2 separate regions of the Homo sapiens genome follow, and region 2 is linked to region 1. Evidence: read pairs that join two places in POLR2A ChIA-PET (ENCODE). Cell type or tissue: PC-9. All regions are shown on one strand.

Region 1 (8,000 bases):
TCAAAACTACTGTAGGTAATTTGTTCAGTTTAATGTTTACGATTGTTACAGAAAAAATAAGCAAAGCACACATTTAAACAGTGTTCATTTACCTTTGCATGAGTGCTTAAAATACATATTTCTATTTCAAGATGACATTCAAAAATTATTCTAATATAACAACAGCAAAAATATAATTTGCAATTACTAAAGAACTAAACTAGAATCCATAAGTTATTCTCATGTTTACAATTGTGATTCTTTAATAAATACTACCATTATGCAGCTGTATTGTAAGTTTTCCAGATTTGGTTTAAATACATGCACATATATATATTGTCAGTTGTGGGAAGCTTTACAAGTTATAGTCCATGCACTTTTTGGACAGAGTTCTAAAAGAGCCAGCCAGTCCACAAAACAGGCAAAAAAAAAGTTAAATTAACTAGGGCAAATAGGACTCTTCTATAACATCCAAAATATGTGAGATTCTGCAGCAAACTGGGAGTACTTCAGGGTTGGCCTGTTATCTTCCTTAGAACTAAGTTCATCTTAACAATTTAAGAAGGTGGACATTCAACACCATCAAGTGCATTTAGGTGACATGTTTCTTTTAAGTTAACTTGACTTCCTTGAATGACCTAGTTAGTAAACTAGTCACTAGTAATTCAGTCAACAGGCAAATCAAGCCTGCAAGAAAGGAAGCCAATATTCAAAATGCCGTGTTACCATCTAAACCCATACAAATTAGTTTATTTTCAACAATAATACGTAACTTCAATAATGAGACGTCTAACTAAAACAAGCTCCTCCTACAAGAGCAAGACAGCGTCTCTTCTTCTAAGGCTTAGGTTTTGCCCAGAATTCTCGATACATGATATAACAACAGTCATTGCTCCTACAACAAAGCCTTGGGCTGCCACACCCATGTGGATCAGATGAAGGGACATTTTAGTATTTCCCCTGCTCTTCAATTTGTATAATCCATATGCAACAATTGCTGCAAAACCTTCTATTCCAACAAGTACGAATGGTGCCTCTTTAGCTTTTTGAATAAGTTTGGATCCCTGATCTTCATCATATGAATTCAGAAAGGGAAACATCTGTGTTTGTCGACATAGTGATTGCTTAAACAATCTCCCTAGAGCAAGAAAATCTCGCACACGCCAACCTGAAGAGGTCCATTTCTATGTAGCAGGCACACATTTTCACTGTCATTCTTCTCTCTATTCTCATAGTTTCATTCTAAGTTTGTCATGACATCATCTTACTTTCTTGTATCATAGGTATCTGAAGTCTCATCCATTCGTCTGGACAGAAAGACCTGGAAGGGCCTAGAACAGATGTCGCATTCATCTCTCTAACCCCCAGAATAATGAATTCTCTATCAGTTTCCATCACAATACATACTTGATGATATGAAAAACCATAGACACACACAATTTCCCAAACTAAAATGGCTGTAGATCTATGACTCTCCTGCTCAAGAAACCATAGAGAACACAAATTCATTAAAGCTAAAATACTATAGGCATTACACTAAATCTTAACTGGTTAATTTAAAAGTAAATAATTTGCAAAAACTATTATAGTCATCATGCTAAATCTTAACTAGTTAATTTATAAGTAAATCATCTGTTAATTTTTGATACTTCAGTGACAATTCATTCGTTTTATAACTAACAACAAACACAGCAAGATTTCATGGGTTAGAATCACTGATCTGGATCCTGTGGCAAAGTGTCCCACTTCTACCAGGTATTTAGTAAAAAGAACTTAACTGAATGGACCTGTACTTCTATTTGTTTTTCTCTCTTGTTTATTCTGTGCTTCTTGTAGAGTATCAACCAATGAGACAGCTTAGAATAGGGTCTGAGGCTGAAGCAGGAGATCACTTGAGACCAGGAGTTAGAGGCTGCAGTGACCTAAGATCATACCACTGTACTACAGCGTGGGCAAAAGAGTGAGACTCCACCTTCAAAAAAAAAAAAAAGAAAGTGGGAGGCTGAGACAGGAGAATCACTTGAACCTGGGAGGCGGAGGTTGCAGTGAGCCGAAATCACACCACTGCACTCCAGCCTAGGCAACACAGTGAGACTGTCTCAAAAATAAAAAATAAAAATAAAAAAAGAAAAAAAAGAAAAGAAAGAAAAGAATAGGGTCTGGCATTGGCACTTACTAGGCACTTGCTAAATATTTGCAGCAGCCCATTTTCAGATAATAATATGACCTCCAAACTTTTTTTTTTTTTTTGAGATGGAGTCTCACTCTTTTTTTTTTTTTTTTTTTTTTTTGAGATGGAGTCTCTCAGGCTGGAGAGCAGTGGCACGATCTCGGCAAACTGCAACCTCTTCCTCCCAGGTTCAAGCAATTCTCCTGCCTCAGCCTCCCAAGTATCCAGGATTACAGGCGCCCACCACCATGCCCAGCAAATTTTTGTATCTTTTTTTTTTTTTTTTTTTTTTTTGAGACAGAGTCTCACTCTGTCGCCCAGGCTGGAGTGCAGTGGCATGATCTAGGCTCACTGCAAGCTCCGCCTCCCAGGTTTACGCCATTCTCCTGCCTCAGCCTCCCAAGTAGCTGGGACTACAGGCGCCAGCCACCACGCCCGGCCAATTTTTTTGTATTTTTAGTAGAGACGGGGTTTCACCGTGTTAGACAGGATGGTCTTGATCTCCTGACCTTGTGATCCGCCTGCCTCGGCCTCCCAAAGTGCTGGGATTACAGGCATGAGACACTGCGCCCGGCCAAATTTTTGTATCTTTAGTAGAGATGGGGTTTCACCATGTTGGCCAGGCTGGTCTCTAACTCCTGACGTCAGGTGATCTGCCCGTCTTGGCCTCCCAAAGTGCTAGAATTACAGGCGTGAGCCACCACGCCCAGCCTGAGACCTCTAAACTTCTAGGGGAATTACTAACTTCTGTTTTACTGCATAAATGAATGCTTGCCCAATTACAACAGTCACAACTGCATTCGTCTCTGGCTTTTTAATTTTTTTATTTTTGAGATAGAGTCTCGCTCTGTCACCTAAGCTGGGTGCAGGGGCGCAATCTCGGCTCACTGCAACCTCCACCTCCCAGGTTCAAGCAACTCTCCTGCCTCAGCCTCCCGAGTAGCTAGGATTACAGGCGCCTGCCACCATACCCGGCTAATTTTTGTATTTTTGGTAGAGATGGGGTTTCACCATGTTGGCCAGGCTGGTCTCGAACTCCTGACCTCAAGTGATCTGCCCACCTCGGCCTCCCAAAGTCCTGGGATTACAGGCATGAGCCACCAGGCCCGGCCATCTCTTCTGGCTTTTAAGTCACTAAAGCAAAAAGCAAATACCTCATTCAAAAAAAAAAATACAGTAATGGGTTCCATGCTATATTTATTCCTCTTGGCTCAAGCTCAAAGTAATTTGACCTCCACCCTTACTATTAACCCTCTTGGAAAATAGATAAGTGCTTCAATCAGTTGCAATGGTTTCAAAATTATTCCCTTAGAAAGGCTACTGTGAGACCTTTGTAAGGATGCAGACGACGACATGAAATCTCATCATCATCCTTTTCCCCTAGACTCACCTGTCCCACCCTTACTATACTTGATTCTGTCCTCTCCACAATCCAGAAACATAATTAGGTTAGCTAACACAAGACAGAAATTATGTATGTGTATATTTTGGGAAAAAGTATAGCCCAAGACCCCATAAAATACGTAAACTTTACAAAAGGCACTGGAGTTAGCTTCTAATCTAGTCTCCTCACTTATATGCATGGCGTGTTTCCTAGTGGTGTAGGAACAATTAACTACAAATTTCAAGTGACGTCTAACATACCACTACCCTTAAGACAACATAATTAAAAGCTTAGTCTGCTGAGTCACAGGGGATGTGGCTGTCATCTAGAGTTCTCCCTGCCAAGACAGACAACTAAATTCCGAGATTAAATTTCCACCTCATTTACATATGAACTTTAGTAATTTGCCCCACATGTCAGAAGAGCAGGCTGGGAAGAAAAGAGCCCTGACACTAAGAGGAGGAGTAGCAAAAAAAGGAAGATCCCTTGCCCCGACAAGCCCTCGAGGCTGAAGCACAACACTATGGACGAAGCTAGACAGAGAACTAAGAGAACAGCCGCCGAGATGAGCTAGGAATGAATACTTCGGTACTCTTTTAATTTTTTTTTTTTCTTTTTTGAGATGGAATCTCACTCTGTCACCCAGGCTGGAGTGCAGTGGTGCGATCTCAACTCACTGCAACCTCTGCCTTCTGGGTTTAAGCAATTCTCCTGTCTCAATCTCCAGAGTAGCTGGGACTACAGGCGTGCGCCACCAAGCCCAGCAAATTTTTGTATTTTTAGTAGAGACGGGGTTTCACCATGTTGGCCAGGCTGGTCTCGAATTCCTGACCTCAAATGATCTGCCCGCCTAGGCATCCGAGAGTGCTGGGATTACAGGCGTGAGCCACCACCCCTGGCCAATTTTTTAAAATATTTTAGGAGATAGGGTCTTCCTCTGTCACCCAGGCTGGCAGTGGTACAATCACAGCTCAAGGCAGCCTCGACCTCCCTGGTTCAAGTGATCCTCCCACCTCCGCCTCCCAAGTAGCTGGGACTATAGGCATGAACCATCATGCCAGGCTAATTTTTTTATTTTTTGAAGAGGGAGGGTCTCACTATGTTGATGCAAGGCCTTCAATATAGCGAGTCTTGAACTCCTGGCCTCAAGTGACCCTCCAGTCTCAACCTCCCAGAGTGCTGAGATTCACTATTTTCAAACAGCTGCTCTACTACATTTATGTTAACTATATAGCATCTGGCCAAGAAAAAAAAAAACTATTCAAAAAAAAATTTTTTAAGTTATCCAAATAAAAAGTAGACAATTCTATAGACACACAGTCTTATTTGTTTGTTTTTTAACTAAAAGTTGAGAAAAGAAAAAAAATTAGCTGGACATGGTGGCACACGCCTGTAGTCCCAGCTACTCAAGTGACTGAGACAGGAGGATCACTTGAGCCCAGGAGGTCCAGGCTGCTCTGAGCTGTGATTGTGCCACTGCACTCCAGCCTGGGAAACAGAGTGAGACTCTATCTTTAAAAAAAAAAAGTCAAGTTTTAACAAAAACCAGAAGAATTTGTCATCAGGAACCTATAAGAAAATCTGAAGGAAATTCTTCATGCTGAAAAGAAATCTTCGAAGAAATAAAGAACATTGGAAATAGGCATGTGTAAATATGACTGTCGCTTTTTGCCTTATCGTCTTTAACATACATAATTGTGTAAAGCAAAACTTATAATACTACATTATGAAATTTATAGCAGGCCAGGTGTGGTGGCTCACGCCTATAATCACAGTACTTTGGGAAGTCAAGGCGGGTAGATCACTTGACGTCAGGAGTTCCAGACCAGCTTGACCAACATGGTGAAACCCCATCTCTACTAAAAATACAAAAAAAATTTAGCCAGGCGTGGTGGCACATGCCTGTAATCCCAGCTACTTGGGAGGCTGAGGCAGGAGAATCACTTGAATCTGGGAAGTGGAGGTTGCAGTGAGCCAAGATCGTGCCATTGCACTCCACCTGGGCAACAAGAGTGAAATGCCATCTCAAAAAAATATGTAAATAAAAAATTTTTTAAAAAGGAATTTATAGCATATACAGATATAATTCATGTGACAACTACAACATGGGGGAGGTTAATGGAACATTTTTACATAAAGTGGTTAAATATTAACTCTAAGTGAACTGTGAGAAGTTAAGGATGTATACCATAATCCATAGAGTAACCTCTTTCAAAATGCTAGAAATACAGCTAAAAGCTAACAGATGAATTAAAATGAAATTCTTAAAAAATCAGTTAACCTAAAAAACAAGAAACAAAACAACAAAACACAAATAATATAAACAGACAACCAGCCTGGCCAACATGGTGAAACCCCGTCTCTACTAAAAAATACAAAAATTAGCCGATTGTGGTGGTGGGTGCCTATAATCCCAGCTACTCAGGAGGCTGAAGCAGATGAATCGCTTCAACCCGGGAGGCAGACGTTGCAGTGAGCAGAAATCGCACCACTGCACTCCAGCCTGGGCGATAGAGCAAGACTCTGTCTTAAAAAAAAAAAAAAAAAAAACAAAAAAACAGACAAAACACAGCCAAATGTTAGCCTAAAAACCAACCATATCAACAATTACATTTAGGCCAGAAATAGTGGCTCACACCTGTAATCCTAGCACTTTGGGAGGCCGAGGTGGGCAGATCACCTGTGGTCAGGAGTTCGAGGCCAACCTGGTCAACACGGAGAGACCCTGTCTCTACTAAAAATACAAAAATTAGCTGGGCGTGGTGGCACACTCCTGTAATCCCAGCTACTCGGGAGGCTGAGACATGAGAGTTGCTTGAACCCAGGAGGCAGAGGTTGAAGTGAGTGGAGATCAACCACTGCACTCCAGCCTGTGTGACAAAGCAAGATTCTGTCTCAAAAAAAAAAAAAATTATAAATGTGTATGCATCTAAAAGATCTTCAAAATACACAAAGCAAAAATGACAAAATTAAAGGGAGAAATGAACAAATCCACAATAACAGAGATTTTAACAACCTAACAACCTTCTCTTAGAAATTGACAGAACTAGACCAAAAGGAAAAAAACCCCACAAAAATCAATTTATCAGAGAAACACCATCAACTACCTTGATCTAACTGACAGATACAGAACAAACACATGACAACGGTAAAATACACATTCTTTTCAAGTGCATATGAAACATTCACCAGGACAGATCATATGCTGGACCATAAATTAAATCGCAACAAATATAAAAAGATTGAAATCCTACAGAGTATGTTCTCTGACCACAGTAAAACTATATTAGAAATCAATAGCAATAAGGTATCTACAAAAACATAAAATACTTCAAACTGAAACAACATACTTCTAAGTAACCCATGGTCAACAAATAAATCACAAGATATATTAAATTGAACAAAAATAAAAACACAACGTATCAAAATGTGTAGGATGCTGCTAAAGCAGTTCTCAGTGGGAAATGTATAATTTCATTATTTATTTATTTATTTAGACTGAGTCTCGCTCTGCTGCCCAGGCTGGAGTGCAATGGCATGATCTTGGCTCACCGCAACCTCCGCCTCCTGGGTTCAAGCAATTCTCCTGCCTCAGCTTCCCGAGTAGCTGGGACTACAGGTGCCTGCCACCATGCCCAGCTAATTTTTGTATTTTTAGTAGAGTCGGGGTTTCACCATGCTGGCCAGGCTGGTCTCGAACTCTCCACCTCAGGCAATCCACCCACCTCGGCCTCCCAAAGTGCTGGGATTACAGGCATGAGCCATCGCGCCCAGCCAGAAATTTATAACTTTAAATACTCATATTAGGAAGAAAGATCTTTTCACCAGGTAATGAAAAAAAAAAGGAAGAAAGATCTAAAATCAATTAGGTAAAGTTCTAGAAAAAATTGAAGGAAGAAAGCAAGATCAAAACAGAAATCAATTATATTTTTAAAAATAAACAATAGAGAAAATTGAAGTAAAAAGTTAGTTCTTTGAAAACAAAATAGATAAAGCCCTAGTCATACTAAGAGAGGGAACACAAATTATCAAAATCAGAAATGAAAGGAGCATAACATTAAAATGATAAGGGAATATTAATAAAAGGTGAAAAACAACAACAGAAAAGTCATTTTTTTTTTTTTAGTTCACAAAGCATAAGCAAAAGTGTATATAAAAAGAGGATTAATTTAACTCTAAATATGAACCTTCCACAGTCGAAATCTCTTGTAATTCCACAAGGGGAGAAGTCGGTTCTGTTTTCATCGTGTTTTCTCCCATTGATGGGCAGTTCAACTCCAAGCCTGCAGCCCCGGATCCATCCCCAAAGGAGTGGCAAGTCAGTGCAGATGAGACCTGGCCAGCTTCCAAAGCAGACTTCAACTGACCTAGAAGAAAAAAAGAAAGTTTGGGGGAAATATACATGTATGTAATTCTGAAATCAAAAGTCCTACAACAGTCTAAGAAAGCCAGGGACTTTTTAGAGGA
Region 2 (8,000 bases), 550 kb after region 1:
CACAATGTTGCTTTGAGATCCTAGGCAAGTCTCTTTACCTCTCATTGTCTCCATTCCATCCTCTATAAGGTAAGTCACGCACAGTTATGTGACTTAAACAATATGGCTTAGCACAGTGTTTGGCACATATTAAGTACTTGATAAATGGGAGCTATCAGGATGCTGTATTTGGACATTTTCAATAGCACCTAGCATAAGCTGTCATATCTTGAAGGGATTTATAGGTGCATCTGTGACACCACACTGGATTCTGGCTTTCTGGAGGACAAAGATCCTATCTTTCATCCGTCTCCTGTTCTGCCTGGCATGAGTAAGGCACATAGCAGGCACTCAGTTGATGTTGGCTGAATCTTTTAGGATGACTTGGGCAGAGCAGGGTGGGCATAAATGCTTTAGTTTCTCCATCTGTGCCTGGGGAAATAGTAACCCCTTATTTTGGAGCCTTTGAGGACAATTTAAAACGATATGTGTGAAGTGTTTGGAGCCCTTTGAAAGGAGGGTACTGGAGAAATTAATGGTGTTTTTGCTGTTCTTGGGAAAGCCCTTTGTGGTTCCCAGTGAATAAATTACTTGGAGTGAGTTTTCTCACACCTCCTACTCTGCTCTGTTCACCGTAGCTTTTTTTTTTTTTTTTAAATAACTGTCTGCTGTAATACTTCTTTGCCCATGACTTATAAAGATATATATTTTTGGTGTTGGACTTTTGACCCCTTTCTGCTCCCAGGAGAGAAATTTTGATCAGAATAATAAAAGGTGTAAACTGTGTGTGTTGCCCCCTTTCCTAGGCCTTGGGCAGTTTAGCTGCTGGGGTTAGGAATCAGCTGGCTTGTGGTATGTGTATGGTTATGGGGCAAGTAGGAGATGATTCCTGTTAAGCGCTGAGCAGGCTTCTGTCTCCTGCTCTTCTTTTCATCCCTGTCCCATACCGTTTTGCTAAGATTCTTCAGATTTCAAATGAACCTTGTTGTCTTTGGCATTTTCGATAGGTGTTTGTGGCTATACTCCTTCTCCTTCAAAGACAGAAGGTGTTTATCGTCTCCTGTGCTTTAGGTCCCAAGGTGAGTTGGCTGCCAGAGAAGAGCCTCCCTCTAGAAGGACAGTGGGAGAACTGAAAAACACTCACCAATCTTGGAGCTACAAGAGTGGAGTTAGACTTAGTTCCACAATTAACCAGCAGGCTCCAATGCAGAGCCTGGACCAGGTTATTTCTAAGGGCCTTTCCTGCTTGAAAAAAAATCCATGAGATAAAAATTTTCCAGCCCAGGGTAGAATTTCCAAGAGTGAACACAGTTTGCAAAACTTTCTACTTTTCTCCAAGCCTCTCTTGCCCTGTAGCACTGGAAGAACTGGCTCCGTCCCTAATAGCCTCAGTTCAAAGGGACCAGAAGAGACTAGGGTAGTTGGGGACAAATGTGGGGTTCATAACGTACTAGGGGTATCTCGTCTGATGAAGTGGTTGGGTATGGATGTCAGAAGAATCTCACTTGGTGATGATCCTCAGGAACTATGTAAAGGAATTTTAGATTGCCCTGGCTGATGGCAGGAAGCCCCACCCAGGGCTAGCCCTAGCTGGTCAGAATTGCCAAGCAGTCAGTGTTTTTATTTTATGCCATCTCCTAATCATTTCAGTGGCCGCCAAGCTCCTAGAAGCTTGACAGCCACAAAGATGATCCTAATTCAACCCTTTCCAAGTGAGGACACTCAGTCCTGGTCAGGAAAAAGGCTTGGTCAGTGTCATATAGTAGCGGTAGTAGCAGAGACTAAAACTCACTTCTCTTGATTGATTCTGTTGCTCTTTTCGTTACTTGATACTATCATCTTTGCTGTTCTCTAGAGCCACTACACACACCCTGCATTTTGTGTTGCTGGGAAAAGCCTCCAATCAAAGACCTCCTGATCCTTTTCTCTTAAGGTCAGCATTCCAGTGTCTAGCACAGTGCTTAGCACATGGTAAGCCTCCATCCAATATTGGTTGAATGGTGAATGAGTGAGTGAACTCACAGAGTCTATTCCTAACCCTATCTTCTTAGAATCAATTCTATACTTACACTGCAGTTTACCTGATTAAATTCATGCCAAATCGTTAAGGGTTGCCAACAGGATCTGTTTTAATGGTCCCAGATAACTCTTGCATTTTAACCAGAGTTTTCTGTAAATAGCGTCTTTGGAAAAAGCAGTGGTTGCAGTAGTAAGACATACAGGCACTGTGACGAGCTCTTGGGGTTGACTATGCCTCTCACTCCATGTCCTACCACAAGACTCTTTTCTCCTGTGGGCTTAACCCCTGCATTGGGTACCACCAGAGGGCAGTAGCTCCGCCAGGATCTGGGTGGGGCTATGTAAAAAAGTTCTGGAGGCTCTGAGGTCAGACCTAGGATACAGTAGAGACAGATGTTTCTTTCAGCTGCCCTGGGTGTGCCATGAGTATTTCTGGATCCATTGATGAGGCAGCTGTAACACTCTTTTCTCACTTTGTTTCCCCCAAAATGCTGAGTGAATGGCCCTGTGGGGTTGGTTGGAGCTGAAGGGGCCCAGCTAGAGTGGAGGGACTTGTTTTTCCATGTTCATTGTCCTCTCTTTAGCTGGTCTTTCTGAATGTCAGTGATCCTTGCCATCAATGTGACGTGCCTGGTTCTCAAAGGAGCAGGAGGAACTATAAGGAGCCCTTCTTTAAAACAACCACTATCAGGGCCTCAACTGTCCTACTGATGCTCAGATCCAGTCCTGACCTCTCACCTAAACTCACTGTCGGCTGCTTCTTCACTGGTCCTCCTGCCTCTTGACTCTCTTCATCTCAGATTCATTCTGCAAATCATTCAGCAGCCTGACTAATCATCCTAAACTCCCGGAGTTCGGGAATTGTCTCTTGTTTACTGCTGTAGCCTCAGCTCCTAAAACAGTGCTTGATGCCTGGGTAGTGCTGAATACATTTGATGAAGGCAATATTGAATGTATTTCCTCTAGATCCAGTAGCATTATTAATTTGTATGGTTTTATTAAGAATTGTTTCATTCATTTATTCAAGGAACATTTTTGTCTCTCGCCACATGCTAATCCCTGAATGTGGTTGGTAGATAATATACCAGAGATAAGTGATCTTACAGGGCTTACAATCTAGTTTATGCTGAGAAAGGAAGTTGAATCTTTCCTGGATTCACTTCCACACGAAACAGACGAACGAGAAAGATATGAGTTCACTTGCTTTTTTGTTTTGTGTTCACTGCAGGCTTCTTCCAGGAGTTATCCCAGGGCAGGGCTGAGTGTAATGGGAGGATGAGGCAGGAGAGTAGGTGAGCCCCAAGGTCCTGAGAGAAGCTTCAGAGACTTCCAGGCTCTCATCTCCAAGTGGGGGATTGGGTTGAGTTTATAACCTCCTTTCCAATGCAGTATCACAGAGTAGTTGAGAGTGCTCACATACTGAAGCCAGTTTGGACTCAAATCCTGCCCTAGCCATGTGACCTTGGGCAAGGTCTCTATGCCTGTTTCCTTTCTATGCCTCAGTTTTCTCTCCGTAAAATAGACATAACTGTAATACCCACCTTACATCGCTTGTAGCATTGTGAGGGATAAATGAGTTATCACATGTGAGGTTCTTTAAACAATGCCTGAGAGTGAAATAGATGTTTGCCACTACTAATTTACTTACTGTTAGGCATTTTCATCTGTTAATATGAAAAGGAAAAAGGAAAGGTGGTTTTGCATAGTTGTGATGGAAAAACTGAGGCTCAGAGTGATTAATCTTTCAGACTCACCAGGTGGGGAAACAGGGCTGTTGGGGCCCAAAATTTACTTAGATTTCAGTGCGTTTCCTAGGTCTGAGTTGGGACTTAAATACAGAACACCAAAGAGATCATCTCTTTAACATACAGCATTCTAACTGAGTTTGTCTCTTTCCTTTGGATAAAATACCTTTCTAAGAACATTTTACTGAGAAAAGAGGACAAAAGAGAATTACCCTATAAAGATGGAGTCACTCTCAGAACTCACAGGCTGTGTCAGTTCCATGCTTTTTTTTTTTTTTTTCCTTTTTTTGTGAGACAAAGTCTTGTTCTGTTGCCCCGGCTGGATTGCAGTGGCGTAATCTCACCTCACTGCAATCTTTGCCTCCTGGTTCAAGCAATTCTCCTGCCTCAGCCTCCCTAGTAGCTGGGACTACAGGCACCCACCACCATGCCCAGCTAATTTTTGTATTTTTAGTAAAGAAGGGGTTTCACCATGTTGGCCAGGCTGGTCTCAAACTCCTGACCTCAGGTGATCTGCCTGCCTTAACCTCCCAAAGTGGTGGGATTACAGAGGCATGAGCCACTGCACCCGGCTCTGTCAATTCCATTTTAAGGGATATCTGAACCTCACTCTTGGCCTCAACCTTGACCACCTCACTACTTAAGTAAGAATGATCATATGGCTTCTACCTGGGATCCAGGCTCAGCCATTCCCAGGATGCTTCTACAGGAATGTACAAACTATCCACTGAGTGGCAATTCTGTTTGAGCCTTAAAACAAACAAAAAAACTTGGACTAGGAGCCAGAAGACCTTGTCTCTGTGAACCTCTTGACCATTTATTAGCCAAGTGATAATTGGGTGAGTCACTTGACCTTTCTGAGCCTTTGCTTCCTCATGTCTTCAGCAGGGAACAGCCTCTTTCTCAGATAACCATTGGGTCAGTATTTTGGCAATTGTACAGCTCTGAACAGTGAGCAGTTAGGACACAGCAGTGAAAGACAAACATTCTGTGACCTGTGTGAAACAATGTAAATGTCTGCTTTACTGTTTTGAGCTTTAGACTTTGGTCTGACCCATTGTGCCCAGGTGGAGTTAGCAGTTAACTCCTGTGATTCAGTTCATTAGGGTGACCCCGCCCCTTTCACTCTTCATTGCTGTGGAGAAGAAGAAGGCAGGGCTGTTGGATGAAGGGTCAGGAACCTCAAGATCAGTAAGGGGCTAAATTTTGGGTCCTCTGAGAAAATGTTGCCATCTGGGCAATATGATATCTATTTTAGGATCGCTGGGAAAGGACTCGGGTCAGTGATCTCAGTGTTGCCTTTAGATCCTCTAGGTTGTTCAGGGCCTCAGCATCCATGACAAGTGACAGTGGCTCAGCTCTATTAGCAAAGAACTGACCAACTTGTTGATCTATATTCACCTGTTTGCCTTTTGTGTCTGTGCAGTTGACATGGTTGGTAGTGATGTGGAACAAGCATCCTGTAGTTTTCCACTGTACCCAGTCTGCCTAAATTTAATAGAAAATAATTAAAAAAGCCAAGTAGTGCCTGCAGCTTTTCTGCGCTCATAAATGCAGTCATGAGGCTCAGGGTGCAATTAGCAGCCTCCAAGTGTCTCTGGAAACCTGAGTGTGTCAGCGTCTTCTTGCTGACGGTAATCAGACCTCATGGCTGCAGTCAGAATGCAGAGGGCCCGGAGTAATGATACCGACCTACATGTAGTGAACAAATTACTGGAAAAGGGGCTCAGGCTCCTAGGCCCTGGTGTGTTATGCCTGTGCTCCACTGGAGACGCCTGCCGGGCTCAAACTAAATACACATCTTGCTCATATTACATCTTATCCAAGTAAGATTTTCCATTACCACAACATAGGAGACATGAAGGGCATGGTGATTGCTAAAATCATACAAGACTGGTTGTCTGCGCTTGGCACTGCCAGGGTCAGAAAGTCATCAGTGTATGATTGCATATAACTTGCATTCCGTTTTCATCTTTCTGTTCTCTCCACTTTCTTCAGTGAGGTCTGATTACATGCAAGTCATGGCCTCCCCTTTCCTCCTCCTCATCTACTCGATAATCAAATCCCGTTGCTCTGGCTGTAGTCATTTCTCTTGAAAGCATGCCTTCCTCTTTGTTCGTGTTGTCACTTCACATTGTTTCAGTTCCTTACAGACTCTCATCTACACCATTGTAGCAGCCTCCTCTGGTTTTCCTGCCTCTGGACCTTCCCCCAACTTTGTGATCTGTACTTCTAGGGTTACTTTTTGAAAATAAATCTGTCCATGCAATTTCCCTGTGCTTAAACCCCTTCCTTGTTCTTTCTTTCATGTGGCTGGCGTTCAGGGCCATTTACAATCTCACACAAACTGCCCTTCCAGCTCCACCTTCTGATTCTTGCCACCATGAGCAGCTTCTGTGTTTTTTTGTTTTTTTTGTGTGTGTTTTTTTGTTTTTTTTTTTACAAACTTCCCTTTGAAAATGCTGTACTTGTTCACCTCCCTGTGCCTTTACACATACCATTCTTTCTGTCTGAACATACCTGTTGACCCTTTAATACCCACTGTAATAAATGTTGCCTCTTCTCTCAAGCCTTTCAGTCCCTATACCATTACCGTTTTGTACATACAACGTGCTAGGTGTGTCTCCCACGTGAGATTGTAAACTTCTTGAGGACAAGTACTGTGTTTTATTGATTTTTTTACCTCCAGCATATACCACAGTAGAATACAGCAGTTACTCAATACGTGCTTATCAAACATGTACAATGCAACGTAGAATTCTGTACCAAGACCGTTTATAGTCTGGTGAGGAACATCAGTTAGCTCATGATACCACTGTGCCAAATGGATAAGTGTCCTAAGAGAGGCTTTAATACACACATGGTTAAGTCACAGATTGAAATGCCTGTCTGAGAAGAACTGTTTGTAACTGGGATTTCCTTTATTGTGGTAAAATATACATACATAATATTTATCATTTTAACCATTCATAAATGCTCAATTCAGTGGCATTAAGTACATTCACAGTGTTGTGTAACAATTTTCATTATCTATACCCAAAACATTTTCATTATCCCCAACAAAAACTCTGTGCCCATTAAATAATAATTTTCCCTTTCTTCCTCCCATCAGCCCCAGGTAGACTATTCTTCTTTCTGTCTCTGAAGGTACCTAAGTACCTCATATAAATCAAATTATACAATATTTGTCCTTCCATGTCTGACTTATTTCATTAAGCATAATGCATTTATGAGTGCATTTTTAAGGTCCATCCATGTTATAGCATATATCAAAATTTTATGCCTTTTTATGGCTGAATAATATCCCTTGGTATGTGTGTACCACATTTTGTTTATCCCTGTCATTGGACACTTGGGTTGTTTCCACCTTTTGGCTATCATAAATGATACTACTATGAAAATTGGTGTACAAATATATCAGTTCCAATTCCCGCTTTCAATTCTTTTGGACATATAGTTAGGAATGGGATTGCTGGGCTATATGGTAGTTCTATGTTCAGCCTTTTGAGAAACCGCCAAACTGTTTTCCACAGTGGCTGTACCATTTTACATTTTCTTCAACAATGCATGAGGGTTTCAGTTTTTCTACATCCTTGCCAATACTTATTTTTCTTTTCTTTTTAAATTATAGCCATCCTAGTGGGTGTAAATGGAATTATCTTGCTCGGCCAGGTGCGGTGGCTCACGCCTGTAATCCCAGCACTTTGGGAGGCCAAGGCGGGCAGATCACAAGGTCAGGAGATCGAGACCATCCTGGCTAACACGGTGAAACCCCGTCTCTACTAAAAATACAACAAATTAGCTGGGCGTGGTGGTGGGCACCTGTAGTCCCAGCTACTCTGGAGGCTGAGGCAGGAGAATGGCGTGAACCTGGGAGGCAGAGCTTGCAGTGAGCAGAGATGGCGCCACGGCACTCCAGCCTGGGCAAGAGTGCAAGACTGCGTCTCAAAAAGAAAAAGAAAAAAAAATTAGCTGGGTGTGGTGGTGCGTGCCTGTAATCCCAGCTACTTGGGAGGCTGACTTTAGCTAATTTAAGCAAACAAAGGATTTATTGGAAGGTAACTAAGGCTCATGGAATGGAGAGTTTAACAACAGAGCTCAGGAAGGAAAGATACAGGGCAGCTAAGGGATCTTAGCAATAGGAACTTATGTATAGTCTCTTTGGGGTGACCCAACTTTACTATTTTATTTATTTATTTTTTAGAAATGAGGTCTTGCTGTGTTGGCCAGGTTGGTCTTTAATTCTTGGCCTCAAGC

Evidence for each region. Peaks named below come from ENCODE experiments on the same cell type or tissue, not always from the same donor. Only the 100,000 strongest peaks of a DNase experiment are listed, where the experiment ranks them.
Region 2: POLR2A ChIA-PET joins it to region 1 with 7 read pairs; 1 of 35 experiments calls an interaction of 5 or more read pairs at or near these places.

What each region holds. Positions count from the first base shown.
Region 1 is chr20:35,871,550-35,879,549 of GRCh38, reverse strand. It overlaps PHF20 (PHD finger protein 20), which reads right to left. Exons shown (of 18, transcript NM_016436.5): 9 at 7,721-7,900. It also overlaps the pseudogene HIGD1AP16. Among named protein-coding and RNA genes, the nearest start is that of SCAND1, 79 kb to the left of the region's middle. RefSeq lists an enhancer at 3,562-4,121. In PC-9, no CTCF peak of the experiment used is centred here; a DNase peak (open chromatin) is centred at 3,839; H3K4me3 peaks cover 1,067 bases; H3K27ac peaks cover 2,239 bases.
Region 2 is chr20:35,324,035-35,332,034 of GRCh38, reverse strand. All of the region lies in intron 7 of UQCC1 (ubiquinol-cytochrome c reductase complex assembly factor 1), which reads left to right. Among named protein-coding and RNA genes, the nearest start is that of FAM83C, 36 kb to the right of the region's middle. In PC-9, CTCF peaks have their summits at 2,079 and 2,280 (motif pointing right); a DNase peak (open chromatin) is centred at 4,594; H3K27ac peaks cover 2,721 bases.